4 separate regions of the Mus musculus genome follow, and regions 1, 2 and 3 are each linked to region 4. Evidence: chromatin loops called from intact Hi-C (ENCODE). Cell type or tissue: left cerebral cortex. All regions are shown on one strand. Each heading gives the region's core, and the rest is flanking DNA. Links, peaks and the distances in the headings are about the cores only. Region 1 overlaps Erc2 (ELKS/RAB6-interacting/CAST family member 2). Region 2 overlaps Erc2 (ELKS/RAB6-interacting/CAST family member 2). Region 3 overlaps Cacna2d3 (calcium channel, voltage-dependent, alpha2/delta subunit 3). Region 4 holds the start of Wnt5a (wingless-type MMTV integration site family, member 5A).

Evidence for each region. Hi-C counts contacts between places; a loop is a spot of excess contacts. Peaks named below come from ENCODE experiments on the same cell type or tissue, not always from the same donor. Only the 100,000 strongest peaks of a DNase experiment are listed, where the experiment ranks them.
Region 1: a loop joins it to region 4, with 14 times the contacts of the local background. A loop is called at or near these places in 10 of 42 quality-filtered maps.
Region 2: a loop joins it to region 4, with 5 times the contacts of the local background. A loop is called at or near these places in 10 of 42 quality-filtered maps.
Region 3: a loop joins it to region 4, with 5 times the contacts of the local background. A loop is called at or near these places in 15 of 42 quality-filtered maps.

Annotation. Positions count from the first base shown.
Region 1 is chr14:27,999,341-28,006,950 of GRCm38, forward strand. All of the region lies in intron 8 of Erc2 (ELKS/RAB6-interacting/CAST family member 2), which reads left to right. Among named protein-coding and RNA genes, the nearest start is that of Gm34996, 130 kb to the left of the region's middle. In left cerebral cortex, for the core only: a CTCF peak has its summit at 4,877; DNase peaks (open chromatin) are centred at 1,844 and 4,855.
Region 2 is chr14:28,007,448-28,015,057 of GRCm38, forward strand. It overlaps Erc2 (ELKS/RAB6-interacting/CAST family member 2), which reads left to right. Exons shown (of 20, transcript NM_001347497.1): 9 at 4,189-4,326. Among named protein-coding and RNA genes, the nearest start is that of Gm34996, 130 kb to the left of the region's middle. In left cerebral cortex, for the core only: no CTCF peak of the experiment used is centred there; a DNase peak (open chromatin) is centred at 3,593.
Region 3 is chr14:29,086,320-29,093,929 of GRCm38, forward strand. All of the region lies in intron 17 of Cacna2d3 (calcium channel, voltage-dependent, alpha2/delta subunit 3), which reads right to left. Among named protein-coding and RNA genes, the nearest start is that of Lrtm1, 72 kb to the left of the region's middle. In left cerebral cortex, for the core only: a CTCF peak has its summit at 3,966 (motif pointing left); a DNase peak (open chromatin) is centred at 3,959.
Region 4 is chr14:28,503,383-28,510,517 of GRCm38, forward strand. Wnt5a (wingless-type MMTV integration site family, member 5A) reads left to right here and starts at 2,091. Exons shown (of 5, transcript NM_009524.4): 1 at 2,091-2,732. The coding sequence starts at 2,727. In left cerebral cortex, for the core only: CTCF peaks have their summits at 4,325 (motif pointing left) and 7,131; DNase peaks (open chromatin) are centred at 2,461, 3,119, 3,565, 4,315 and 2 more places; H3K4me3 peaks cover 3,244 bases.

The sequences.
Region 1 (7,610 bases), core at 1,798-6,797, 500 kb before region 4:
TCCAATAGCTGACTGTGAGCATCCACTTCTGTGTTTGCTAGGCCTCGACATAGTCTCACAAGAGACAGCTACATCTGGGTCCTTTCAACAAAATCTTGCTAGTGTATGCAATGGTGTCAGCGTTTGGAAGCTGATTATGGGGTGGATCCCTGGATATGGTAGTCTCTAGATGGTCCATCCTTTCGTCTCAGCTCCAAACTTTGTCTCTGTAACTCCTTCCATGGGTGTTTTGTTCCCAATTCTAAGGAGGGGCATAGTGTCCACACTTCAGTCTTCATTCTTCTTGAGTTTCATGTGTTTAGCAAATTGTATCTTATATCTTGGGTATCCTAGGTTTTGGGCTAATATCCACTTCTCAGTGAGTACATATTGTGTGAGTTCCTTTGTGAATGTGCTACCTTCGAGTTTCTTTTCCATTTACACTGAAGCCTCTAGAATTTACCAGATCTGTGCGCTCTCTCTCTCTCTCTCTCTCTCTCTCTCTCTCTCCCTCTCTCTCTCTCTCAAGTGGGAATCTGTTACGTCTTCAATCTTTTTATTTCCAATGTGTTCCAAGCAGAGGTAGGCTGTATATAGAGTAATTATAAGTAACCAGTGACTTCCCATGGAAGGATCCTTTAAGGGAGATGCTCAGACCCCGAGCATCTCAGAATGTGCACATAATCAGTGCAAACACTCCCAAGGTCTGAGCTGCTTTTAGAGAGGACGTGGAGGTAGAGAGACCCATTTCCCCTCTCATGTATTGGCCTGGCCTGGCTCCTCACATGTGTGATGTATGTGTATGTAGGAGCTGAGATGCATATTGACTAAAATTTATGGAATAATGCTTTTGGATCCTTAGACCTTAAAAAAAAATGTACAATGTTCAATTGCTAGAGGCTAGGCAGAATATTGTTTCTTGAGTGTTTTGAAGAAGGTAATCGTTCAGGGAGAAATAGGTTGTCATTATTGTCGTCTTCATTTGCAGTACAAATACTTAGATTCTAATGCTTGAGAAAATCTGCTAGATTAAATCACACACCTAACTCGTTCACCAGGCAGATTGCAACTAAACTTCTCCCTGGACTGTAAATGACTCTGGTCCTGGGCCCAAGCATCCTAGACCCGGCTAACTAACTCATTCTCATACGCCAGCAAACAGGCAGCTACTGCATTATGGGTATTTTAATACTTCAATAGTTGAATGTAAACACACGTATATGCATGTATATTTGCTCATCACAACAGAATGGATGCTTGGGACAGGAGACCTTGCTGGGGTCTCTGGCTATTTCCAGTTGTGTAAACATTTACATGTTGCTGTCTCTTGAAGATGCTGAATTACTGTCTGTGATCCTTCGGTCTACCCATTCCTTCGTTTCAGTGAGGAATATCACACATTGTGTTTTAGAAAGTAATGCAGCCATTGGTAAGGTGCCTGTGCCTTTGTAAACAATCTCTCAGTGAGGATCCTGCCCAGCAACCCTAGTGAAACTCATCTGGTACCCCATGCAAACAGCAAACACCTAAAAAACCAAAGTAAAAAGACAGAGAAGTAGGGGGGAGGCTAAGTGAGAAGTGGAAGGGGAGTGAGTGTCATTACACCACATTCTACTCATTTCAAAATGAAACCCATTCTTATGCATGATCAACATAGAACTACAAACATTCTTAGAATCTCGAGAAGCAGGTTAACCTTAGTCCCATGCCAAATAAATTATTTCTAGTAATTATTTCACATTTATTTTTTTCACATAGGATAGATGTTAAAGATTGTCACAGTTACTGAGTAGGATATGTGTGTGTGTTTGTGTGTGGGTGTGTGTGTGTGGGGGAGAAACTTTATTCAGAACTAAATGTAGGGTAATTCATATGGAAGAAAGAAATTCAACTAAAGTGAAAGGTTTTGGGTGCCCAGGAATCAACTCTCTTCCAGGCCTGTGAAGACCATTCGACACTGGGTTTCTCACAGTTTAAGGCTGGGCCCAGACTTATTAAGAGTAGGTAAAAATCAAATGCACAAACGATAAGAAAATAATACTAAGTTTAAAATGGATTATGCCCAAATATCCAAGGAGAGACATACTACTAATTATGTATACTTTTATGTAAGATGAAAATAAAAAAGTTATTTTACAAGTACTTTCTTCAATTCTTAAATGTCAATGAATAGGGAACTCTTTTAAAGATTGGGTATTATGAAACACACTTCAATCCCTATATCACAAAGCTTGGATGGCAACTTAAATATGAGCTGTATTATGAGACAAATTGGCTTTACAGATTGTATCAGTGGTGAAATTCATACAGACTCATTTGTAGTCACATTGTGCGATTGTTCTTGTTTGTTTATTTTGTTTGTTTTTTTTCTAATTCACCACAAAATATATTCTACAGCCACCAGGACTATTGCCTTGGTGGTTTCTCTTTCTTGCATCTGTTACTGTGTTTTGAAATGGAACATTTGCTGTAGGGACAGAATATTCACTTTAGCATGAAGGATACAAACCAATAATAAAATAAGTTGTCTGCAAATAATGATCTAGGTTCCTTGACAAAGTGTTCTTTTTTTTCCCAGTCAGGTAGCTCTTGTCTTTTCTCTGGGTTTGTATTGGATTTGAGGAGAAAGGGTCAGGATTTTGTCGATTTAGGAAGTAGATGATTCAAGAATCTAGAATTTGACTGAGTCCTAATTCTGTCTGCCCCCATTTACTCTTACAATAATATGGTCCCCCCCCTCTCTCTCCCCCTCTCCCTGTGTGTGTCTATCTGTGTGCACGCGCACGCACAAGCACATACATGCATGCATGTGGGGGCTATTGAATGCTTTCTTAGCAGGGTGGTTTCTGCCATGTGAGTTGTTATACCACTGAGCTTTTGTTAAGGTGCATAGTGTACTTTAAGTTGGAAAACAGTTTCATAAATATTGAGATGCTATCATTTTCATTTACACGCACAAATACTTTTAATTCCACACTAATCCCCCCTCTTACTTTTAAGCTTAAAATGATACATCTTATATTTTTATTCTTCACATGCATTTTAAGTGTTTGGCCCTTAAAGTTATACAATCTCTTTTAAAAAGCAAAAAGCCGTAGACAATCCAAAATCAAAATAGTAAGCAAGAATACAATAATTCTCAAAGCAAAACCAAAGATTCTATTCTACCTCCAAGAATAGAATCAAAACTGGGTAAAGGCATCAACTTGAAGTAATTTAAATGATACAGTTTTATAGCTGTCTTAGCATGACCTTGAGGAAATATTTCCTAAAAGGAATTCTCCCTTAAATAATTCTTTCAGACAAGGTCTTAAAGAGCAAACTCTCTTAAAGTTTTCTCAAGCTGTTTTCTTGGATTCTGCTATATTCCTGCAAATTCCCGAGGACAGAATATTTGGTTTTAACTTAAGATAATGAAAGTAATTTTCCTTTGAGAACTAAGGTTTCTGCCTGAATTGTAAAGCCTGTCTGCAGGTGAGATTTAATTTAATCCTTTGAGTACTTAAGATGCATTCCTGAGACAGTGGCCAAAAATGTGACAAGATTATCATGTTGTTTATTGACAGTGTGGGGGACAAGAAAAGAAGTTTTTATTCAGAGTTTAATGATTTCTTTTAGTGACCTGAATGTCAATTTTTTAGTTACTAAAATGCATGTTATTTAAACAGTCAAAGATTAGCAGGCACACTGCAGTTGTAAAGTTTGTTGCAATTGCATTTTAGTGTAGGGATTAACTAGCAATAAAGCAAAGCATAGGAGGCACACAGTATCTTGTCAACTAAATTTCAAGTTTCAAATAGAGTAGACACAATGCACAAGGGTTAAAAGAATTCACCTGGGGAAATCTGAGGGGAGCTAGTACATCCTGAACAGAGTCTGAATCCTCTATGAATTGTGTGAGATTTTAAAGGGTTTGTTTAACATTTTTTTCTGTATATCCCATTAATTTCTTCTTAATTTTTTTTCTCAGAGTGCTTTGCATATTCTGATAAGCAGAATACTTTCTGGTGTCAGATACTATTAGAATAAACAAGGAACAATATAAAAATGAAAGCTCTGTCTGGGCATAGTTGGAATTTACTCCCAGTTTGTACAATACATTAAAGCTGTGGACTCTCAGATAAAATTAGTGTCATAAAATCTTTTTAGTCATTTCCTGTTAAACTCGTATGCAAATGTACTTTTGCTGCGTACAATGATCTCTTGCATAAACTTTGCCTTTTATTTGAGGGTGGACAAAATATGAAAAAACATTAGTGTTTTACACATTAAATTTAATGGACTATCAGCATTTTATGTGGAGAAAAGTAAAGCTTTTCATAGCCCATTCAGTAAAAATGAGTTTTGTGACATCAGGGCTTCTCCCTGCTGAGGAGGCTTCAAGACCTCCCCTATCCTCGCTGCAGGGCTGTTAGCCATGGCCAGAGTACCAAAGAGCTTATCTGCAGTGTGAGACCTTAAGGGTCTCTCGCCCTGGGAGTACCTCTGGAGGCTGCCCTAGATGCTACCATTTTATCATTGGATTTTTAATGAATGTTCTGTTTTAGAATGATGTAGGGATGTTTTAAATTTACCACTTATTTCATTTTATGTCTAAACAAAAAAAATATACAAAATTCCATACCACTTGAGGACATGCTGTCTTGGTTAACATTTTAAAATTAGTTTTAAGAAGAAGGAAATCATGAATGCTGTGGAATCCAGAGAAGTGCCAAGCGTGGGAAGCAGTTGTCCCCCTTTATTTCCAAATACCTTACTTACCAAGGGGTCAGGCTGTGGATGATAACGTTGGAGACCTTTGAACACTGGTGATGTGCCTTGGGGAGCAGGTTCCTTTGTGGTACCTCTGCATCAACTCTGGTCTGCAGAGCTGCAAATGTGCAGTATCGCAAGTATTCCACAGGGTGTCACGATGTGGTTGTTCTCAAGAAAATTGTCTGGGAGGAAGTAATTTGAGCCAAGTTTAACCCAGTATTTAAATGGTCACTTTTTGGGGGCTTCAGTCAAAGAATATTTACTTTAGACCTACTGTGTGCCAACCCATGATTGAAAATACAAATTTTAGTGGTATGACATAAGTCTTTATTTTGGCATCTTGGCCAGCTGCCCCCCCCCCCCCCCACAGTGAGCTTGTTTGAATATATTTTCCATGGGGCTTCCTTCCTGAGAGTGAATCACAGAGAGAGCATCTTCTGCAAACCTTTCCTTTGTTCCCCAGCTAGACCCTGACTCCCTTCCTTCTACTCTCTGGTGCCAATGGGTCCTTAACTGTGTTGGTGCAGGAAGAGGACTGAGAGCTCTGGTTCTGCAGGTATCTGAACAGCTAAGGTAAGGTGAGGCAGGAGTTACCCCACTCCACCCGCACTCAGGGAGAACATGAACCTCCACTTAGCCAGCTTCTTAGATTTTTTTCAATGATGAGATTGTTGGGAGTAAATGAAATAATCCATTTTAGCGAAAAGCTTTTGGTAGCTTTCAGTTCTAGGACAAGATGGAATTGGTTTCCCAAGTCCTAGTAGCTCTGAGCTATATCAGGAATCATAAAAGACGCTGAAGGCAGGCAGGAAGGAGCTCTGTGGGAACTTCCTGAACAGATCCTAGGGACCCCCTTGGGTTTTCTTCCTGTTCCAGCTACTGTCCCAGAACCCTGCAACAGAAACTCTGCCGACAGGAAGCAACAGAGGGCAGAAAGGAGCAAAGGAGAGAAAGGAGAGGGAAGCTCAGGACATTTAGCGATGATCCAGTCAACCCATAAAATGTCATCAGCAAAACCCAGCAGGCCAGCCTGTCTAGCATCATGTTGTGCCTGCTCTAAGTACTGAGCTCAGGATACCTGGCAGCTTTGCCAGAAGAGCCCTGACTGGGCACCCATCACTAGTGAGCCTCTCTCCCAAAAGTAGAAGTCAGGGACCCTGTCAAGAAGACTAAAAGATAAGCCACGGACTTGGAACAAATCAGTGTAAAGCACACAAGGTATCAAAAGACAGATATACAGAATATATAGAGTCCTTAAAAGTCAATGGTAAAACAAAATCGTCACAAACAATCCATTAAGAAAATGGGTTAAAGGCATGAAGTGATATTTCATTGAGGAGGTACATGTATAAAAACACATTCAAATTACTAGCTATTGGGAAATCAGAGTAAAAGTCCACCTATCAGATTCACTAAAATCACAACTAGTGACAGACAACATTGGTAAGATTGTAGTTTCAACCAGACCATTCTTACATTGAAGAAGTGAAATGCAAATTGGTTCAACTTTAGAGCAGTGGTTCTTAACCTGTGGGTCGAGACCCCCTTGGGGTCACATATCAGATATCCTGGATATCAGATATTTACAGTATAGTCCATAACAGTAGCAAAATTACAGTTATTATAATAGTGTAGCAATGAGATGATTTTATGTTTGGGGGAATCACCATAATGAGAGAAATTAATTTAAAGGGTCTAGCATTAGGAAGGCCAAGAACCATTACTCTAGAGAGTACTTCAGTAGTGTTTTACATAATAAAAACAACTTCCATATCATCTAGAAATCATCCTGGGGTAGCATTTATACCAGGGTAGTGAAAACTTCTTTCAAAGGTAAAAAACACAAACCTCTCTCAAATCTATATGTGAATGTTCATAGTAAAATACCTGTAATAGCCCAAACTGGAAACAACTTCAATGCCTTTAAACAGGTACATGGTTAAAGAAGCTGCCACAGTGACAACGGAGCACTACTCAGAAATAAATAATAATAAATTATTGAACAACCTAACAATTTGGATGAATCTCTAGACAGTTATGCTCAGTGCAAGAAGCCAGTCTGAAGGTTACACACTTTATGAATATGTTTATATTTCATTTTCAGAGTCACACAATTATAGAAATGGAGAAAAAAAATGACTGCTAAGTATTTATCAAGTCAGCATGAATGCTATCATGTGAAATGGTGGGAAAGGGAAAGGAGGAGAGGATTGAGGATAACATCCATGTTTGTATGTCTGCTGGGTCTGCTTGGTTTGGAACAATGAATTTTTCCACAGATATTGTAGATATGAGTTGGTTGTTTGGTCACCAGAGTCTAATTTTCCTACTGACTTATGAAGGGCATCTAACTCCAGAAGGTGAGAACACCCAGTGTTTGTATTCTCAACCTCTCTCGCTGTTAGGCTATTGGCTTAATCTTGTCTTTGTCTTTATTTAACTAAATGCACCTGTCAGGGTTGTTGGAATGTTGGGAGTTCAATGACATGTTTCCATTGTGGTGATCTTAAGGTCACATGGTCATGGGTAGTGATATAATACAATAGTTGGCCCCAAAGCCCAGATACCTGCTGTCTGTTGCTCAGCAATAGCATCTCCCCGAGGCCACTTGTGTCAGAACTTAAGGCATAGAATTCTGGCCTTTCCATGCAATCTTCACCTATCTGGTAATTTTTTTGAATTTATCCATTATTATTGTTGTTGTTCTTGTTGTTATTATTATTACTAATTTGCTTAAATTTATCTGGTTGTCTGTGTAGCTTCAGTTAATAACTTTAAACTAATACCTAAGATATAGATAACAAAATTCCGGAAATATGTCTTAAGAAAAAAAAAAAGAGACTTTTTAGTAATTGAGTTTCAGAGTCTCATAAAAT
Region 2 (7,610 bases), core at 1,153-6,152, 500 kb before region 4:
TCCTGGCAGCATGGCTTGTCAAAATGGCAGCCAGTGTAGGGATTGGTGGGAGAGCAAGTGAATTCTCTTTTTTGTTTGTTTGTTTCTTCTGGCAGTACTAGGCATTGAACCCAGGATCGCACTCCTGCTAGACACGTGCTGTGTCCTAGATCCAGCTCTTAGACCATCTCTTGAAGGGCCGCATGTATGTCCTTGAGTAACGTGGGAGCCAATGAAGGATCTATCTGCAGGAGTGAAGTCCCATTGATCTAAATCTTGCCTAGCTCACTGAGAGTCAAGGACTCTGATAGAGGGTCCTGGAGTGTAGAATTTCAGAAGTTAGCTTAAACCCATTAAGATCACAGTTGCCATGTGATCCCCAGGATCTTAAAGCTGCCATTCCTTGCTTGTTCTCCAAGGATCTGCTCTGAAAGTGCAGCCCTTGCTTCAGACACAGTATGGTTACTGTTTTGATGGCTGTAACAAGAAACATCTTTCTTCAATGACAAGTGTGGTATTTCTCAGGTCTGGGGTACACAGATCCGTCTCTCAGCCTTGGGGTACACAGACCTATCTTTCAGCCTTTTGGTGCATAGACCTATCTCTGTGAGTTCTCTATGTTCCAAGGTGAATCGAATCTTTGTAGAAGATGAGGTTTCTTAAAAATGATCTCTGAAATTGCCAATCCTAACCTTAGTTTCCAGTTTGCTCAGTACCCAGTTCCTGCTACTAGAACCTTGTGGAGAGCCGCACTTTCAAGAACTAGATCCCAATCTTTTTTTTTTTTTTTTTTTTTTTTTTTTTTTTTTTTTTTGGTAAGTGTCATAACAGTTTGAAAACAAGAGAAAGGTATGTAATAATTTTCTAGCAGATTAAAATTTTTACATATGTCAGCTTCCTAAAATTTAATTTTCAGAAAGAATTTATTTAGAGGAAGGTAAAAGGAACATTTCTTCACGTAATAAGCCCTTTTAAGAAATAAAACTTACTTCAAACCTCATTTTAATATCATTGTTATATTTTGTAGTTGGGTTGACAGTATCTTTATTTTGTGCATTATCTTCAAGAAAAAACTAGAAGATACAGAAAAACATGGGAGAAAATAAAATTTACTTTACTGTTTAAAAATTCTTAGTGATATACATGTACTTTATACACATATATGAATATAGTATGTTATATATACACACATATAGCATATGCATACATTACTCTGTGGAAGAACTTCATTTTTACCCAGTCAATGTTGCATTATTTTATATTATGCCTTTTCCTTTTCAGATTCTAAAATTTCCATTTAATTTGCAATTGGGTGAAATTGGGATTTTAAGTACCTTCATGTCAATGTCATCGCATATAACTTGATGTGACTTGTCTATTCTGTGTTACTCTACAAAATACCAAGGGTGGCTCCTTCTGTACAACAGGGAAAATAGTTTTAGTTCTGGATGCTTAACAGCACTGCAGCAGTAGCAGCAGCAGCTTCTTGTGGCAGCCTAATGGCTGCAGCGCAACATGGCAAGTGGCATTATAATGGGTGCTTTGACCCTGTGTCCCTGTGTCGTCACATAGTGTCAGGTGACTGGAAAAGGAACAGGCTTGCTTTCTGATAGCAAACCACTCTTGGTAGAATGAATTGAGTCCAATGAGTTGAATTCCACCCAATGAAAATAGACACAATCTACTCATGAGGATAGAGCCTTCACGATGTCCCCACCTCTAAACTTCCGCACACTGAGAACCCAGCTTCCAGAAGGGCCTTTTGGGAGACAGACTGCACCCCAACTGTTGCACATGGACAATTTATTTTGGCTAGCCATTTATAGTGTTTGTTCAGTATTATTTGTACATTTGGTATTTTATATTATTTTACTGCATTTATTTGTGTGTTAGTATATGTGTGTGGGCATGCCTGTGTCACAGCACATGTGTGGAGGTAAGTGGAAAATTTGCAGGAGTTAATTCTCTTCTTCTAACATGTGGGCCCTGAGCTTTGAACTCAGGTTGTCAGATTTGATGACGTATGCTTTTACGCCCTGATCAATCTCGTCATTATCAATCTCAACACACACACACATACATACATGCATGCATACATACATACATACATGCATATCACATACATACATACATACATACATACACACACATACATACATACATATACACACACACATACATGCATACATACATACATACATACATATCACCTCATCTCACTAGCTAGGTTTTAAGGATTTCCTCTTATCTCTACTTATATATGAGTGCTTGTGCATTTATCTCTGCAAGTGTAGACCAGAAGAGGACATTTGATCCTCTGGAGCTGGGATTACAGGTGGTTTTGAGCCACCTAACCTGGGTTCTGAGAACTGAACTGGGACCCCCTACGAGAGCAGCAAGTTCTTTGAACCACTGTACCCTACCCTCAGCCTGCCCCAGTACCACCACGGGTCATATTTCTTTTTTTTTTTTTAAAGCCCTACTTGGTTTGAAATTTTAAGGAGGATATTGTCGAAATTTCCAAAGCAAAATCCAGAAGTTCTGTTCTCCTGCCTGCCTCCAAGACCATGTCTTCCTGTGATTTCTACTTCCTGGAACTATTTAGAGAATTATTCTTTGTTTGTTTGTTTGTTGTTTTAATTTTTATAAAAGTTGTACAAGAAATTCTTCTTCAATCTGTTCTGTGTGTTGTAGCCTCTTAAGTCTCCTTTTATAAAAAATGTGTACATGGAGGCAATGGCGTCCTGTGGAGGTCAAAGACAGTACTAAGTATCTATCTTTGCCGTCCACCTTGAGACCGGCCTCTGTTGTTGGCCACTGTGTACCTCAGGCTATCTGAACCAGAAGTGTCTGGCTTCTCTTGCCTCTGCCTCCCCTCTTGCTATAGGTGCATGGGGAGTACAGGAATGTGCCACATCCTGGGAAAGTCCATCAGCCCAGTCCGGGTCCCGTCACCTCAGGTGTAGATACTTCCTTCCTTTCTCTTTAGAACTACATTATGTCTTGCTTTAGAACAATGTTCACTCTGTGGCACAGGGCTGATCTGGAGTTCACTGTATGGTCTGGGCTATCCTCAACCTCTGAGAGCCTTCCTGCTCCAAGCCTTCTAACTCTCAGAATCATAGCACGAGTCACCATACCTGGATTCTTTAGAACTGCTTGGAAGATGCTATAGTGGTACCTTATTTGCCATCTCTCCATTTTCATGACTACTGCCGACATTATTTCCGTGGCCATTCCAGATTCCAACAGAAGGAGTCAAGTAATCTCCCAAGTGGCTCGAGCAGCCCAATGTGAAGCGTGCATTTGGAATGAGTCCCTGAGAAAGCTGGGTGCAGAATACAAATATTTTGAATGGACTTATCTCAGAGTTGTACTGCTTTATTTCCCTGTCATTTAAAAACCCTTAATATGAATAAATTGTTTGCATAGCGGGCTTAAGAAAACCTTAGATAAGAAATACATGGTTTGAAAGCAGAGAATAAAAACATGAGTGATAGTGGACGCAATGCCTAGGAGAAGGTCCTTGCTGCTGCTGCCAGGCAGACCTTATAATCGGCTGTTTTCTGTGTTTATTTCGGGATGCAGATACTGGATAAAGTGCCTGGTTGGCTGCCAGCATCTGACTTAGTTGCCAAATGGAGTGTTTAGTCCTTGTTGCATATGACTTATATCACAAGTTCTTCCCATTAACAGTCTGCTGTTGATAACCTACTTGGCTTCCATGCAGTCACTTTGAAACAGCCACTTGACAACGTTTGGTATATCACAATGTTTCTTGCTGGATAAAAGGACTGAGTGGATGGCTGTGTGGGCTCTGCCTAGTAAAGAATGGGGATGTACTCAGTGTCTGCCCAGTGAAGGATTTAATCCTGGGGAACATTCTTCGGTCTTACTATGGCAAGGTCTATGGACTTGAGCCTTAAAAGTGTTAGATGGGTAGAAACAGAGAAATAATAGTATTTAAATGACTAGGGGTCTTGCATTTGTATGGAGAGTGTTCTGCTTATAAATAGAAAATGGCAATAAATGGATTAAGAGCTCAGAATTTTTCTTACTTCTCAGTCAGATGTAATCTCAATAATACTGGTTCAATGATGCCCAAATATCAGGGTCTTTAAAAAACAAAATAAAAAAGAGTTGTCTTCACGAATCTTGGCTTTGGTTACATAGAAAATGTGTATTAAACATGTCAATCTTTATTTTTAGATTGAAAACTTGCAAGAACAACTTAGGGATAAGGACAAACAGCTGACCAACCTGAAAGACAGAGTGAAGTCCCTGCAGACAGACTCCAGCAACACGGACACAGCTCTGGCCACACTGGAGGAGGCCTTGTCGGAAAAGGTGAGCTTAATGTCCAAAGCAGGGGCGCAGACCTCCGAGAAACAGCTTGGGGAGGAGTCAGTACAAATACATTCAATTGCACCTGGTTTTCCCTGTCCCCACACTGCCCCTAGTCCCAGCTTCTCCTCAGACTTCCATGTTAGCCAGGGGACTGGGCACACTGCAGACATCTTCTTGAAACTGAAAAACAGCATCACCTTTGGCTGTCTTATAAAACATCCACTAACTTTTCCACTAAATTTTGGATGGTAAAACTCTCACCCTTCTTTTCTGACAAGGCCCTTTTCTGTCCAGGACCTCCTCCTTGTGCTTGTCTCTTCCATACATCTCTGCGCTGTAGCTTTCGTCGGCCCTTTAGATTTCAAATCTGCCTCTGTCATTTTGCGTTTGCTCCTCTTTGCTCGGGGAGTGATTTTTCTATACATAGAATTAATTCTTCTGAGTTGAGAAAGGTTGTGTGAGTTCAATCCTAGGTCCTGTACTCAGTATTTGGGGTGAGACACTTAGCCTCTGAGTTCCCCAGTGTCTTCACCTGGGAAATTGGGGTGATAAAGTCCCCACCCAGTGGATTTTGTCATGCTAAGGAGAGACTGTGTTTAGAACAATCAAAGGGATTATTTTAGTTGTCATTATTTTATCAGTCATTTCCATAGAGACACTGTGCTGGTGTCCCCATTCCACACAACAAACTCCCACAAATCCTCATTGTATCTATAACTCTCTGCGTGTCTGTTTTAATGGAACTAACTGCCCTTTTTTACTGTACTCTAAATGGAGACAAGATAGTGTTTTACTTTGCCATATGCGGGGCTTAGCATAGCACCTTCTGGGCTGCTCAGTAGGAGCTGGATATTGTTGACTTACCTATCCTCTTGTGAATGGATGAAGGTCTAGTTCTCACAATGTTCTCATTCTGATGAGGGAGGAGGAGAAAGAGAAAGTAATGAATTAGTGGCATAGGAGGGTTTTCAGAGGGGTGTTATTTTCTTAAGATGGAGAGAAATCAGAGAGAGGTAGAGTGCTACTGGGGTGTTATGGCCTACAGATGGGCTTTAGGTTAAAGACAGGAAAGGTAAGTTTAAGAAAAACTTGAAGTAGGTGAGCCATGGGTCCTTTTGCGAGGCCCTTAAGTTGCAGGCAGAGTGGATAACACTGTAAGGAGTCTGGGAAGAAGTCGGGTAATAAGGTCTCTCAGGGCCTTATAAGAACTTGCATTTTTTACTATTTTTGGAATAGAAAGTAATTCTAAAGCTTTCATTCTGATGAACACTTAAAGGCTTCACAGGAATAAAAACAAATGAATGAAAGAATGAAAGCCATTAGACAAACAGACCATTCTGAGCTCTGCTGTTAACTATTAAAATGATCTCTAGTTCCTTCCCCCTGGTTGGATTACTCCACCCATCCACTGTGCAGCTCTTACAACTTATGATAGCTACAGGGGAACGTGCACATGGTGTCCTCATTCTCAGCTCTTCCCTGTGCCAGAGCCAGTGCCTGCAGGGGGGCAGGTGAAGTTCTTGAGTGATTGTGAGATAAAGGGCTGGGGAGATAGCTTAGTGGATAAACTGTTGTTCAAGCTTGAGGACCCAAGTCTAGTCTGCATCCATGTAGCACAAATAAAGCTGGACGCTGCAGCGCATGTCTGCAACCCCAGTGCCTCTGAGGCAACAAGGTGGGCAGCAGAGACAGAGGAATCTCCAGGCGCTCACGGGTCTCAAAGGAGAGAGTCTGTCTCAAAGAAGATGGAAGGCAAGCACTGAGACCTAGGGTGGCTATTGCCCTTTGATCTCCATGCTGTGCTGTAGCTCCCCACCACCACCACACACTGGGGTGCGGGAGACAGAGGTGAGGATGGGGGAAATCCCTGCTCTCATGAGACTTCTGAAGGAGAGCTTATGTGGGGTTAGCCTTATAATGAATGTGTCAGCACAGACTTTAGGTCCATTGTTGATATTATTTTCAAATTCAGCTTGAAATGGAGAAAATGTAAAAAAGCTGAAATGTGAAAGTAAAGTTGTGTACACTTGGTTTTTTTTTTTTTTTTTTTCATCTCTGTTCCCATTTTCAGTTATGTGGCACTTTCTATAACATGTCTACAGTGCTTGTTGGGCTATGGAGTTTTCTTTGGGGAATATCATACAATAGCAATAGCATGATTATGTAAAGAATAAATACCGTAGCAAGGCCTGGCAGCCAGCCTAACTCTGTTCTAATTAGGTAACCCCGACAAATGATTATCCCTTCCAGTCTTCTCTGCTGAATGGAAGAACTAGATAGTGTACTCCATCATTTTCCCAGGCCACCATACTTTTAGTTATGACTCGTACTTCAGAATAAGCAGGAGGCACTAGAGCCATAAAAGCTGCTGACATAAAATCTTGAACAGGGCCTAGTGGGCTTCCCCCAACTTATCCAGTCTTTGTGGCAAACAATAAATAAATGGAAGGCAACAGAAAGGGCTACAATTCAAGGTTAGGTAGTCTCCAAGGTCATAGTAAAGTTATGAATTTATAAATTTGAAATTAGTTTATGATTCTAAATTTTATTAAAAATCTATAAGAATATTAATACACTGACATTTCAGGGAAAGATATTCTTTCAACCTAGAAAATTTGTTCTCAGAGTTCATTTTAGTAATTTTTTTTCTAAAAAAAAATGATTCAAAGAAGATTTAAATTATGTGTTCCTGTTGTATATTTTGATGATATGCCAGGCCCTTCCTCTTGATTTCTTTCTTAAAATTCATAGACTTAAACAGATGCCATATACATTCTATGTCATGGATTCTTGATAGGATATTTTTCTGGATTCTATTTAATTTATTTGAGTTTAAATTCAAAGAGGTTCCCAATTGTAAGATACCCTTTTGTTGAGTTCTTCCTTTGAGGCCTAAGGGGGCATCAGAGAAAGAGAGCTGAAGCTAACAGGGTGTGGCCATCTCTCTCTTGCCTTCATTACTTCCCAGTCAGTCCCTAGAACCAGTCCTTTCTCTACAGCCTCAGTCAGCACTGAATCTCCCCAAAGCACCTTGAATGTCCTGGCCTCCCGTTCTTGTCTCTTTTGGAAGCACCTAGACAGGGAATTGCTCAGAGCACAGATTTGTAACTCCGGGTTCATAGCTCCTGAGTTGCACCTTGGACGATGACTTGAGAACTCAGAGAACTAGAAGGTCCAGGTGGGACACAAAAATGAGTCCAATGGTGGAGGGGAATGCAGGGAGGACTGCTGGTGATAGCAGAGAGCTGTAATCTCTGTGACTTGCTCAAAAGTTCAAGATCCAA
Region 3 (7,610 bases), core at 1,255-6,254, 580 kb after region 4:
ACTGGTCTGCTTGCTATTGTCTTCCTAGTTACAACCAGTGAATAAAGAGAGACAGAGACAGAGAGAGAGAGAGAGAGAGAGAGAGAGAGAGAGAGAGAGAAGGTGAGAGAGGAGATGAGAGTCCCATTCTGCCTCACATTGATACTTTACTGTCTTCCTCGTTACAGCCAGTGAATAAGGAGAGAGAGAGAGAGAGAGAGAGAGAGAGAGAGAGAGAGAGAGAGAGGAGGTGAGAGTCCCATTCTGCCTCACGTTGATACTTCACTGTCTTCCTAGCCTGTGGAGATGGCCCTTTAAATTGCATAAAGATGTGCAGCCCATGCAGCAGCGTGATTGATCAAGGAGATGACATCGGCTCTGATAGAAACCAGCACGCAAGTCTTAGCCTGGAAGTGTGGCTGGGGTTTACATTCCTGGCCCAGGCTAGTAGCCAGCAGCTGAGGCTCATTTCCCTCACTAGGGAAAGGAGGTGCAGACAAATCTATAGGAATTTTTAAGAGATCATTATTCAACACATTGCCTGTAATTACATTTTGATGAGCTTTTTATTGCTAATTTATCATCCAAGATGGGGCATTCTAGATATGAAATTAATCTAGTAAAACAGAGGTCAAAGTGTGCTGAGTGTAAAGATGAGTATCGGGGGCTGGGGGCATCGAATTATTTCACCCAAACATAAAGCAGTAGAAATTGCCATCTCTAAACCAGATTTTCTTCTGGTGCCTACTAGTGATTTTTAATGCTGCCTGATAGACTTAAGTGTAAACTTGGATCTCAGATCAAATGAGCAGGAGAAGGAGGATGGAAGGCACAGGTGCTGGGAGCCTGGGCTGGAAAGAAAGAAGTGTGGCCCAGTTGTGTGTCCACGGAAGTGCAAGTGCGGGGGTGGATGTGCCCAGGGTGGCACGGCACTCTAGACTAGATCGGATTGCTTTTAAAGATTTATCAGTGCACTTAAGCAGACCTCAAGACAGGCTCAGTGCAATGGTTTTCCTTCCAGAGCTGCAGAGATATAGCAGGTACTTTGACGGGCATGGCGCCACTGGAAATGGATCTTCCTTTCCCTGGGGGAATTATGGGGACCCAGCATGGAGCCCACACCTGAGAGCTGGGTTCCCTGGGAGATGGTGTCTAGTGTCTGGCTGTGCTCAGAAGCCTGGTGGGATGTTACTTGTCCCTCAGCACACTGGCCTTCTGTGTGCCTAGGACCAGGAGGCTCCAGGTGTAGAGTGTATCCTCATTCGGGTGCAGGCAGCTCCGACGGACACATGCACAGATTGACAGGGAGAAAGGTAGGTGTCTGTAGTGACTGCATCATCAGGAGCTAACAGTGCAAGGAGAGACATGTCCATGAACCAGCTCTGGAAGTCTGTCCTAAGTCCATGGTTAGACCCCAGGTACTTCGGGTATCTCCAGTCCTCAGGGTCTTTGCATATGCATGGCTCAAGCTTGGCATGGCCCAAGCTCCACAGTCTGGATGGAGATTTCTCCTTCCCCTTCCAGATGTCAGCTTACAGTATATAGAGAAACTAAGAACACTATCTCTGAAGACAGAGGTAGGCAGCTTCTCCTCCTTTCCCGTTCTTCTCTCACACACTCAGTGAGTTTGTTGTTGTTGTTGTTATTGTTTGCTTTTTTTTTGTTTTTGCAGAGAATATTCTAAATCTGCTATGCATTTTATTTATCTTCTTATTTATGAGCTTAGTGACAAAATAAATCTTGACCATAAGAGGTCAAGCACAAAATATCAGGGGGATTCTGGTTTCCTGGCTTCTAAAGGAGTGAACAGCTTGATAGGTTTTCAATAAACATACATCTTACAAGGGAAGGACAGAAGGCTTGGGAAGGTGAAGCAGAGAAGGAAGCATCTAGTAGCCAAGTCCCTCTTCCCGGCATCCCATGAGCCCTGTGCAATTCCTAACCTCAGCCAGGCAGCAGCATCAAGGCTGTGGTGAGTTTCTAGGATGCAGACAGGATCTCTGCAGGAGGTTTCCCCAGCTATGTGATCCACAGGTAGACACCAAGTGCTTGCATAGATGCCTGTCAGTACTGCCACCCCTGGAGTCTGTAGTATACAGCTTCCCTGTGCTCAGTCTCCTTTGAGCCCATATCTTCCCTTCATATTTAATTTCATTCCACCTCCTTTGCCACATCAGCAGGCCTTTGTATGTGAGGGTGAATGGAATGGAATTTGATTGGTGTCTTCTTGTTACTTGCACTGACTGGTAGATGTGTTCAAACATCTATCGTGCAGCAGGAACCCATAACCCATGCTCTCAATGAGAAGCCTAGAAAGATGGGCAACACTGCAGTTGGGTTAGAGTAGGTGGGGCTGTGAACTTCCTGAGAGCAGGTATCAAAGCCAGAGTTGACAGTGTGATTTCAAGAACAATAGGTCAGGCTGCTTTGGTATCTGCAAGCAACAGATGCCAATTCTTAAATGTTTACCTAAAGGGGGAACTCGTTGGAAGAAAATGAGGAAATATATTTTCTACTGCTTCCATGATGAAACATAAAGACATAAACAGCAAATGAAGGGAAGAAAAGGGGGTAAATGGTCTTTCTTTTCTTCCTCCTCCCTCCCTCCCTTCCTCTCTTCCTTCTTTCCTTTCTTCTTCCCTCTTCTATTTTCTTTTGCTTTCTTTCCTTTAAGTGTAATACTTTAAGAGAAATATCCTGTCCGGTCCTACTTCTATATGTCTTGTCACCCCAGCAGGGAGTAAGGACAGAGTAAGTAAGCTGGCAGAGGATGGGACACCACAAAGCATCCCTTGTAAATCTGTTGGGTAGGATGACAGAACCTACAGCAGCCATGTGGTTCCCTGAAGCTGAGATGTCAGGAGACCTTGGCTCTCACCGTGCATGAAAGAGGGGTGGGTTGCATCTACAGGGGACTGGAACAAGAAGGCCACAGAGAAAGACAGGGTCTGTGGTTTTAGCTTGGGCACAGCCAGTCTGGCCCCAACTGCATCTACACTAGAACGAGGAACAATCTCTGTGATCCATCAGATCAGCATTGGGGACAAAAGGAAAGCACGGGACAAAGGGAAGGGAAGCACGCACAGCTTCACAACTGGAGGAATGAGATGATGACAAATCAGGTCCATTGTCATGTCTGACTTCTGTGAAGACTACCCTAAATATACCTTCTGGCAGACACGTTTCTTAGTCCAAGGATCAGACTTCTTTCCTCTGTAAATATTTAATTAATTTTTCTTTAAAATGTAACCTTATATAGTAGATCCTCACATTCAGGTGGCCTCTCTGATACATGCTAACAGGCAGGATGCTACTAGAGCTTCATAAGTCAGTTTGGGCAGGGCACTTGTGATTAGAAGGCTTCTGACATCTTGGGTAGTGGTTGCATGGTTGTTGCTGGTTCCGTTTGCTTGCCATTTCTAGCATCCAAGGGTAATATTAAAGCACACTGCATATTCAAAACATGGAATTGACTCCCGTAGTTCATCTACTATCTCAGTATCCAAGTGCCCACCTAGTCCCAGGACCAAGAAGCTGTGGGCCTGAGTGTTAGAAGTTGAAATTGAAACATCATTCAACCTGGTAAAATGCGGGTTCTCCCAGTCCTTTATTCCTTAGGTCAGAAGCTAAGCTGGAGAATTCTCACACAAGTACCCAGGCTAGGCAATCCCCAAAGTACCTAGGCATTTCAGCAAGAAGCAAACCCATACAGATGCAAGACTCTTGTGTCCTCATAGCCAAATAATGTAATTCAAAATTAGGCAGTACTCTGTGGTGGGTTTACAATCTTATTTTTTTTTCCCCTCAGGGAACATAATACTTTGAGCAAATATAATTTCTAGGCATCCATTAATTTTTTTTTCTTAAACTAGACAGATTTAACCAGACCTAAGTATGGTCATTCCTCACTCCTGCTCTGAGAGGCTGTACCCTGGTCAGCCAGACACCATTTGCTTGGGGATCAGCACAGAGTGATTCCCGCGCGCCACCTACTGGGCAGTCTCCTTCAGTTCATCAGCCCCAGGAGAGCGGAGGCCAAGGAGGGTTGAAAAGAGACTGTAGCACTTGATTCAAGGTTTATAACGCTCTGCACTACCACATACTCCCCAATAGACCTTGGCAGCAGACTGTATCCTCCTAAGACTAGAGAGAAGCCATTCCCAAGTTCCCCAGACAGCAGTCTTCATCTGGGGAGCCCTCTCGAATTTCAGGGCAGCCTGTTTCTGTACTTCCATAGGTCTTCTTGGCCATTCATTCTGTTGCTGTTGGAGAGGGCTTTTATGGTGTGATGAGCATTTCCTAAGCAGAAACAGCCTTCTAACTGCCCAAGACTCTTTCACCAGTGCCACGTTTGATGGCAGCAGCATCTGTGGGATGCCAGCAAACTGAAGGTCAGGGGGCAGAGGGATGACCAACCAGGGCAAGGCTTGACAACCCACACATGCACCAACTTAACGAGGAGTGGATGTTTAAAGAAAGCACATGTGGCACCCACATTTCTCATTTGCTGTAGGATCATAGGACCCAGACTCCCATCATCTGCATTCTCTTTGACTCTGTGTGGTAGCAAGGTCCAGCAAAGGGCAACAGAGAAGCTAAACTCATAGACACATCCTAGCAGTAAGTGACCCAAACAAATGGAGACAAGTGCAGGCTAGGGAGCTTGGACGAAGTGCAGGGCTTTTCCAAGGTGGCCACTGGGCTGAGAGCTGGAGGAAGGACTAACCACACACACACACACACACACACACACACACACACACACACACACATGAGATCAGATTTTGGGCAAAACAGCTGGACAGGAAAGAGGTGGGGTTTGCTGTTGTTGTTGTTGTTGTTGTTTGTTTGTTTGTTTTAGGAAGGGGCAAAAGCTGAGAAGAAGCCAAACTCTATAAAGGTCCTGCTTAAACACCACACCACTTAAATCTTAAATGGCACCTGTCCTCATGACCCCTTAGAAGACTTTGAGAAAGTTGCTAGACCAAGGGACGAACTCTAACATTGCCTCCACCTAACTAACTTCTGATTCACCAGCTATTAGAAATATCCTTGAATTAGTATAGCAAACATTCACTCATACCATGAGAGTATCCACTCATTTCTACAGGACAGGACCAAATGACACATTTATTAGCATGTCTGCCTCTTGCTTCATGTAAGTAATAACCTCCGACAGGGGCCCGTCTATAGCCAATGTACAAGAACAAACAGAGCTCAGAAGAATAACTGTATGTGCATCTATAAGACAAGGAACCACATGATGCCATAGGACAGGCTGATCAAGGATGACATAGGGATAGCATGTGAGGATCCAGGTTGCAGAGCACCAGTGGCTGGAGCAGCTGTATTTGCACTGTGGGAGGGTGGAGGGCTATAGAATTATGGGAGATGGTGATGTTATCTGCAGAATTTTGAGAGTTGGCCTGAATTTTCCAGAGGAGCATAAATAACGTTTGCCTCCAAATAGCCTGATTGGATAACGAAAAACCTCAGCTTCTCCCAGTGTAGAGAATGCCTTCTACACACTGGTAACTGCGACACAATTTGGTTTAGGAGGTCCACATAGTTTAGAAGTAAACCCACATGGCTGACACAGTCCATGCTTCCTGGCCAAAGGAGAGTCCATCTGCTCTGGCTTCTTGTGAATTCTAGCCATCCCACTTCCTCCTCAGAGGTCAGACAAGCTCAACCCGAGAGGGGGTGGTAGGCATGTCTGACCACTGTTATTATTATTCATTTTTTCACATGTGTTCTCTAGAAACTTCCAACATGCCCATTCATATCTTTGGCCAGTAGAATCTCTGCAGCTGTCACAGGAGCTGCGGCTCTTGAGAGGTCGACATATTGGTCCTAAGTGAGACATGTTCTAAGTGTCAAATCTCTACCCGATTTCATAGACTACTAGAGAAAGAATGTGCAATGTTGTATTAGTTATTTTTATATCAATTATATGTTAAAGCAGCAATGATTTGAAGACAAGCTAAAATATTATCCATAAACTTAATTTCACTGGTGTCCTTCATTGCTTTTTAAATGTGGCTACTGGAAAACTCTAAACACAGGCGGCTGATCGTGTGGCTCTCAGTGAGTTCTTGCTGGACAGATTCAGACTATAGCTGCATCATGACTGCCCTGAAAGTCAGCCACACCCACTCTCCAGCCACTCTGCTGGTCCACTTCCCGAAGAGCTAAGATAACACAGTGAACACAACCCATCTGAGGGCATCTGTCCCAAGGCTCCTGGTTCAGGCACTTTCTACCAGCATGAGATGGAGAAAGTCACAGCATAGCATCCCTAAGTGCCTTGGCTTTCCGTGGTGGTGCTTTCCCAATCCCCAGAGCACTCCAGGTTATCTATCCACATGCCAAGTTGCCCAGGATAACATCTAGAAATACACCTTGCCCATCCTCCTCCCTCCCAACCTTCCAGAAACCCTGGGCTCTTTTAAGGTGCTCATCACCTAGGCTCATCATTCTATCTGTCACATGAAAGTTATGACCTGTGAAAAGGACCTAGAAAGGTACCCTTCCCATAGGGAGGAGCCAGCACATAGCCAGAAGACATACTAAGGAGATGGACCCAGTGTCCTTAGTTCTTTATCTAATCCCTTTTCATCAAATCTTCCCGTCCCTGAAGCAGAGCACAGCTCAGTGACCTTGCACAGGCCTAGCATGTAGCAGACCTCCAATGACAAGGAAAAGATGATAAATTGCCTAACCTCAGAAGTCTGTATCCCATCTCTTCAACAATGATCCATGTGACTGATCAATATATCCGAAATAGAACCTGAGGCTAGAAGTGTGGTTCGGTTGACAAAGAGCTTGCCTACCATTGGGAAGGCTCTGGGTTTCATCCCAGTACCACATTAACCAGGTATGCTAACATGTACTCAGAGTCCCAGTACAGGGAAGGTGGAAGAGGAAAGATCAGATATTCAAAGCCAGTCTAGTGTCTATGAGAACATACTTTTAAAACAAATGAAAGAGATGCAGAGGGGGAGAGGTAAGAGACAGGATATATAATATAACCCCTCCAGCATCTTCCCCCACCTCCTGGGCCTCCAGACACAGGACAGATGCTTTGGGCTGATTTCAGCATGAGCTTTGTGGAAATGAGTCCCAGATTTTGTGGGCCCAAGGTTCCCTGTGGAATCCTGTCCTTGCCACAGCTGCATCAAGGGGCATGTTTTGCGTTCCCTTGAGGATTTGACCAGGTCCACATTCCAGGCTTCCTTGAGGAGTGTGGAGGGGGAAACTTAAATGTTCTATAATTCAGAGGCAGACAGATCACCAAGACCCTAACCAAGCTAAAGGTCATGTTAAAGACAGCCCACGGCAGGCTGGTTCTCCCTTCATCCATTAAAAGAAAAAGATGTATATTCAGGGCTCAACACTCTAAGAAATATCCTTAGAGAGAAGAAAAACCAAAAGACTACAAAAATGAAATCTAGGAAGCACAGAGAAATCTTTTTATCCTGCCTTTAAGAATGGTGAAGGCAGAGACATGCGTAGGCCTGCACTCTACAGAAGACACTTCCCAGGATCTGAGTTTAATCCCAATTGTTGTGTTGGGTTTCCACCTCCCACACCAGGAACAGGAGGAGCTGGCTCTGTCACCGAAGGCCTTC
Region 4 (7,135 bases), core at 2,136-7,135:
GCAAAAACACCAGGGGTGCAGTGATGGGAGGCTGTCAGTCAGTGGGGACACATGTGGCTGGGTCAGTGGAGGAACAGTCACATCCATGGAGCTGAACTTGTGGCTTATGCATGCTCTAGGGCGCGCTGCTGGGCATGGGGTAAGGCACAGGGTAGCAAACACAAACTGTCAAAGGCAAGCCAGTGGATGAAGACAACTGACTCTGGTGAGTGAGTGGAGTGTGTGTGTGTGTGTGTGTTTAATATGTGTGTGGTATGTGTGTGTGTGGTATGGTACATGTGTGGTGTTGTGTGTGTGTAGTGTGTATGTGGTATGTGTACATGTATGTGTGTAGGGTGTATGTGGTATGTAGGGGGTGGGGAGTGGCAGTGTGTGTTTGTAGTGTGTGTAGTGGTGTGTGTGTGTGTGTCTGTGTGTGTCTGTGTGTGTGTTTACCTTCTACCCTTGAACGTTGGAAGATGGGAAAGATGGAGAAAAGAATTGCACTAACCCATGAGACATTGTTTGAGCATGCCACCTGTGGCATACCGGAGGATAGGGTGGTGCTTATCCATCCACTCTATCCAATCGAAGTCCTAACAATTTCAGCTATCTAGAGGTGTCTAGAAGTTCTGGAGTCTGGATCCCCGGTTCACCTAAACTTCACAGTCTTCTCACCCTGAGAGCCACCACCTAGATCCATATCGGCAGCATGACCTCTACTCTTGCCTGGCCACGTTGGGGTGAGGAACAGTCCTGTCTAGCAAACCTCTGACACCAGGGACTTTGCAAGATGCACGAGCCCACTCTACCCTCCAAGCCCGGGCTTTAAGCCCAGGGCGCAAGGAGACATCCCAACCCAACCAGGATCCATGTCAGTGAGGTCCTTTCTGTAGAGGTGCCAGTAAATGCAGTTGGGGACAGTTGAGCCAAGGGGTCCGGATCGGAAAGTTGAGGTTCAGACCCCCAAACGGGTCGACGGCTTTGGAAGAAGCTGAGCCGATCAGGAGGCAGGCAGGCAACAGCAGTGAAATGAACCTCGTTATACAGATGCCTGGGGGATGGGGAGCCTTGAGGAGGGGGCCCAAGGGGGAGCGTACCCCGCCTCCAGGCACCCTGTCCCGTAGTACAGCTTTAAAATCCTGAGAAGTTTGTCATAGGACAGCCTCATCACGCATGCGCATAGGCAAAGTTGACTTTTTTTTTCTCTCCCCCCCCCACCCCCCTTTGCCTCTCCAGCCGTGTTTGGTTCTGCAACTTTAAAAATATTTTTTTTTCGCTGAGAACACCAAGGGAAAGAGGAGTCTGGAGAGAGGGAGGGCGAAAGTGAGGGAGCTGGTCAGGAGGGCCGGGGGTGGGGGGCACGCGGTCCCCTCGCTGGGCCAGTCAGTCTGTGGGGCACCGCATCGCTTGGAAAGTTGCTGCAGGCTCCGAGGCACCGCCTCCGCCGTCCGGAGTCCGGATTGTGCGGCCGCTGCATTGCCATCTCCTTCCGCGGCCTCCGCCGGGCCCCACGACCGCCCCTCGGACCCCGGCCGCGACCGAGGAGGTGGGCAGCCTCGGCCGCCATGGACCTCTGGAGTTGAGTCGCCACCGCGGAGCTCTGCGCCCTCCGTCCTCTCGCTCTGTTCTCTCTGGAAAGGCGGGGGGGTGGAAAGAAGAAGGTTAACCCGAAGAAAGGAAGAAAGAAAGAAGGGGACCAGAAGGGGGAAGCCAACGTTCCCCCACAGGCTAGCTGTCCATCAACCGCTCAAGCCACCAAGCGGCAGAAAGTTCAGGGCTGCCTTGAACCCATTTTCTTTGCGCCTGGTTTTTGCCAGACTCTAAAATGAAAGGACAAAATTTGGCGCTGACTCTTGCAGCTCTGATGGCGACTTGTGCGATTTCAGCGGCATCTCCCGGAGAAAAAACCATGCGTGCCTGATTGTTCTGTGGTCCCATAGCCGCCGCCGCTGCTGCTGCTCTGTGTGTGTGTGTGTGTGTCTGTGTGTGTGTGTGAGCGCGTGTCTCTGTGTCTGCGTGTGTGTGCGTTTGTGTGTGTGTATGTGTGTGTGTTTGGGTGTGTGTCTGTGTGTACACAGAGGTTCACTAGCTAACTCAGCTGCAGGAGCAGTCCCTGGAAGCAGACGTTTCGGCCACAGACCCAGAGAGGAGGAGCTGACAATCAGGAGGCGTGAGCCGCCTGGAGTCTGCAGAATTCGTGGTGTGAATGAACTGGGGGCATCTTGGGCACAGGGATTGCCCCCCCTCCTTCCCCGCCTCGGGCCACAGTTGAGTAGTGGGGCATTTTTTTTCACCTTCTTGTGAAGAATTTTTTTTATTATTTGTTGTAAAGTCTTTTGCACAATCACGCCCACATTTGGGGTTGGAAAGCCCTAATTACCGCCGTCGCTGATGGACGTTAGAGAGGGAGCGCCTCGCCGCGGAACAGTCGCCTGCGCGCCCTCGTCGGACCCGCGGCTCCTGCACTGTGTCCCCGCTCGGCCCTGCGCTTGCTGCTCGCCCGCGCGCGCCGGCGCCCTCTCGGTTCCTGGGCACATTTCCACGCTATACCAACTCCTCTGCCCGAGTCCGGGCGCCAGTGCTCGCTTCCGCTCCGGGTCGCTGCGCCCACCCGACGCGCCCAGGAGGACTCCGCAGCCCTGCTTTGGATTGTCCCCCAAGGCTTAACCCCGACGCTTCGCTTGAATTCCTCGGCCGCCTTCGCTCGGGTGGCGACTTCCTCTCCGTGCCCCCTCCCCCTCGCCATGAAGGTAAGTGTTCTGTGCGCACGGACGCTCCCTACTTTTTCCCCCCCTTTTCAAAGTTAACTGAACTCTTTCAATCTATCCCTATCCTCTCCATTTCTCTAACTGCCTGGAGAAAGCTAAACTCCAATATCGCCGGCAGGGACTCCTATCTTTTCGTCCCTTACCCTGGGGACACTGCCTCTGCGTCCTTGGAGACTTTTTGCACCGGCTATTCTTCAAACCTTTTCAACTATGGAGAAGAGCGAGGGCAGGAAAGACAGTTCGGGTCACAGGCGGCGCGCCTTTTTACCTCGAGAACTGGAGTGTAGTTTTACTACGTGTATTTCAGTGACTGGATAATGATTCGATTCATCAAGTATATATCAAACGCTCATTTCACCGGCACGCGGAGATTGTGTGGCTGAAGCTCTGAGGCCGGATGAGGACTGTGTTAGGAGAAACGGCTGCGAGACTAAGGAAACTAGGGGCCACCTACCCTAGAGCAACGCACACCCCACCCCCAACCTCCGATCAGGGCCCAGTTCCCGGCTCTCCAGGTCGAGTAACCCGAGCGTTCCCGGCCCCTGTGCCTTTAAGAGTGCCTGGCGGGGGGCCAGAGCGCACCCCGCGCGGGGAGCAGGGTCGCGTTATTAGCTTTATTAGCGGCCTCTGGGTGAGCTCAGGTCCTTTACTGCAGCATTGGGGGCGGGGAGTAGTGGTCCTAGTGGCTTTAATCCTGCCCCCTGAGCGGAGTCAACCTAGTGCTTTGGAGACTCTAGGGCCTCTGCGTTTCGAGATCGGGCGGGGGTTAGTTTGTGAACTCGTGTTTGTTTTAATTGTCAGTTGTATGTTAAAGCCGAGTCACACACTCTGAGGGTCACCGAGAGTTCACTTTTACAAAAAAGTTAACGTTTCGTCTTGAAATATAACTAGCAATTTTCCAAACAACTTTTCCTTCGGTTATCCTCCACGCCTCGATAACAATTTCCATTTATACTTCATACCTCTCATTTCCAGCTTTCTAGTAGGGAGTAAGGTGAAGATCGGTACGAAGCTGTTTCCTAAAAGCAAACAACGTTCTTTCTTCAAAGAAAGGGTTTTAAACCCCGGTGCTTCTAAGGCCCTGTTTTACCCTCTATGCCCTGTCCGAGCCACAGCTCCGTGGTCTCACTTTAAATGAACAATTCGCTCCTGGGAAATAACTTGGGTCGGGTGATGAGGTCGTACCTCCTCAGCATCTGCTGTCTTGACGATATTAGCACACCTAGCCAGATTTAATTTCAAGACATTTTCCATCAGGCGAGGCTTTGCGGGGGGGGGGGGGATTTGGAGGAGACAATGTTGTAAGTACCCAGCAATTGAGGAATGGCGGAAAGTAGGGTATGAGAGGACGCGTTGGGACCCTTGCTTTGCTTTGGGGACTTGGGGAGCTGGAGATCAGTTTTTGACAAGCTGGCTTTAGTCTTGGCGGTTCGGCCCTAGATCCTCCAAAGGAGGTCCAGCCCAAGACCCTGGTCTTCCCTTCCAAAGCGCTCCTGTGCACAAGGGGCGCGCTACGTGCCGGCAAAACTCTTGAGCTTTAACGCGGCCTTTCTAACCGGCCGCGCGGTGCCGGCTGCCCCCTGTTGGCCATCTGGAAATAAGGCCTCTCTGAGTCCCAGTCCTTCAACTTTGCACCCCTGGAGACAACTCAGCCCCACTCTTCCCACCAAGACCCTTCTAAGGTCTCCGCCAGGGGACAATCTGTGTTACCCCGAGCTTCAAATAGAAAAGAGCCATAGGTGTAACCCAGCAATGAGGCCTTGGGCAATTTGGACTAAGGATTTCGACCCTTCTGGTCACTGGTGAGGGAGTGTCACAGTACAAGGCCTCGGGTGTGGCCCTGGTTGTCTCACCAATTCTTTCTGTGGTCCTGGATGCTTGTTGTGTTTCCCTCTCTCAGCCTCTGCTTCTTCATCCATTAAACACAGAAACAAAAACAGTGATTTTGTTTTCATTTATGAACTTCGTCTGTAAAAAAAAAAATCCCCTGTAAAGATTGGGAGTGAACCGATCTTTGATTTCTCACTCTCTCTTGGGGCTACACAACTGTTTTAGACAAATGACTCTGTGCTCAGTTACTCGAGGTAATTGTGTGTGGGTCCTTGAGAACCCTGGGGGAACATCGCTGAAGCTTAGGAAAAGAGCCGAAGTTTATCTCCTGGACTATTACTGTTCTCCGATCTCCTGGCAATTCTGGGTCACTCGGGAATTTTTCAGGTTCCTTACCCTGACTGCAGCTCCAGACAACCTCTGGCTTATCTCACTGGCTATTTCTGCCTGCTGCATGTGCTCTGACCACGTGTATTCATGAAGTGGGACAGGTACAGCTCAGCTGGGCCCAGGCCCTAAAGATGGGGAGCAACGCTTCTTTTGTCTACTCCCCCTTAAGCAGACATTGGTCATTTCTTCATTGTCTTCTCTCTGCCATTCTTGAAGCCGGAGAACCAAGTTTGTTCCAGCGACAGAGTTCTTCTCCCTCAAGTTTCTCCATCGGTCTTCTTGGTTCAGAGAAAGAGCAGACTGGAGAACACTGTTCAATTTCCATCTCTTCAAGAACAGAGATCTGGGAGTTTCCCATCTTCCTTTTCGCCACTGGGAGCCTGGGTCACTCTCTTCCGCCTAGTTGGCATCTCTCATCATTTCCACTCTCAGACGTGGGCCCTAAATGTAGAATCTAGCAGAAGGAAATGACCCAACTGGGAAGTAGGGCCACTGCCCCCTACTTCCCGCCCCTGACCCTGGAAAAAGACTCTGTGCCTAGCCGCTCTAGTTGGGAGCTGAGCACTTTTATGTGTGTCCTGTAGCTATGTAGACCGAGGAAATAGTCTTTTCCACCAACTTCCCTCTCTTTCGTGTTGGCACCTTAGATCAGCGCTGCAGCCTGCACCTCTCACCTAGTCCACCCTGAAAGCTTTGAGGTTTCCTTTATGGGGAAGCAGCAGCATCGAGATTCAGCGTCTTTGGCTTCAAGACTCGCAAACGCTTTTCCTTCGCTTCACCCACCCCTGCGCTGCACCTCTTAAAAGCCCGCACCCTCCACTGTACGCCGGGGAACGACAGATGCTCCGGCTTCTCAGCCTGCTTTCCCAACCCTATTGGAAAACATTTGGCTCGTTCTCTGGATAATTTTGACCAGAACTTTTAAAAAAAATCTATATAACTCTGTTGCGGGAGTCTCCCGAAAGTTCTCCTTCCACACCGTCTTCTTCGCTTCGATTTCTCCTAAACTCACCGGGTCGGATGTTTTACACTCTAGAGTGGAAGTGTTCCTTAGTGAGTTCGCTGTGAGTTCCTTGAATCGCTCAGATTTGTGGGGCTGCAACAGACTGGAGAGGAAAGAAAACCGAGGTTTCCAGGCAAGTGAAGAGGGTCCAAGGCAGATGCTGCTCTCGGGACTCTCCGGCCGATCTCCTTGGGACACCCCTAAGCTGTAACCGAGGAGACCTGAGTCCAGTAAACCCGGTGCCTCCGCTCGCTGTTAGCCAGGGTTCTGGGAACTGGTGGATTTGCCCCGGGGGCGTCGGCCGGGATAGGGTTCGGTTTGTGTGGTTTCGGCTCTAACAAAGAGATTCCCTGTAATCCGCCGAATCTGTTATCAATTTCTCCACCACCCGCGCCCCGCCCCGCGCGCCCCGCCCGCTGTGAAGCTCCAAAAGTTAGTGAGACCCGCCGCGATTTGAGAGCTGGAGCCCTTCGCAGCGTGTGTGTATCTGTGCATACGAGTGTGTAAGTGTGCACGAGGGTGTGTATAGATGTGGTGTGAATGTGTGTGTGTGTGTGTGTGTGTGTGTGTGAGTGTGTGTGTGTGTGCGCGCGCGCTTTTAGCTTCCACTAGGGACTCTAAACCTTTGCAGCCTGGGCCGCGCAAAGAAAGACCCTGAAGCCCACCCCTCCCCTGGAGGAAACTTGACACTTCAGGCGGGGGTAGGGAAGGAGACTGAACCTTCTTTCTCTTAGACTGGGGAAACTCCACATTTCCATTCTCTCCAGGATGCGTCCCCAGCTTTGCTGTGCTTTGGGGACGGCCGAGCCGAGACTCGGAGCACTGGTTAGCTGGCACTGGGAAGCACTTAAACTCCTCTACCAGGAGCCCGGAGGTGTGCAAGCCCAAGGGGTGGCTCGAAAAGGAAAGCTACCGCCTGCTCCAAGGCCCCTTAGCATTTCTACTGCCTACAGGGTCCCCTTCATCCCTTTTGCGGAGCTGGTCTCGGCAGGGCCTTCGCCTGGAAGAGGTTCACCTTTCTTGCCTTTCCAAAAGAAGGGGCTCCCTCGGGGGCTTTGGGCATCACAGAGTTACACTTATCAGAGACGTAAAGGGGAACGTTGGAAACCTGCTCCTCGTACCCACACTCTTCTCTCTCCGCCGCCGCCTGCAGGTGGAAAAA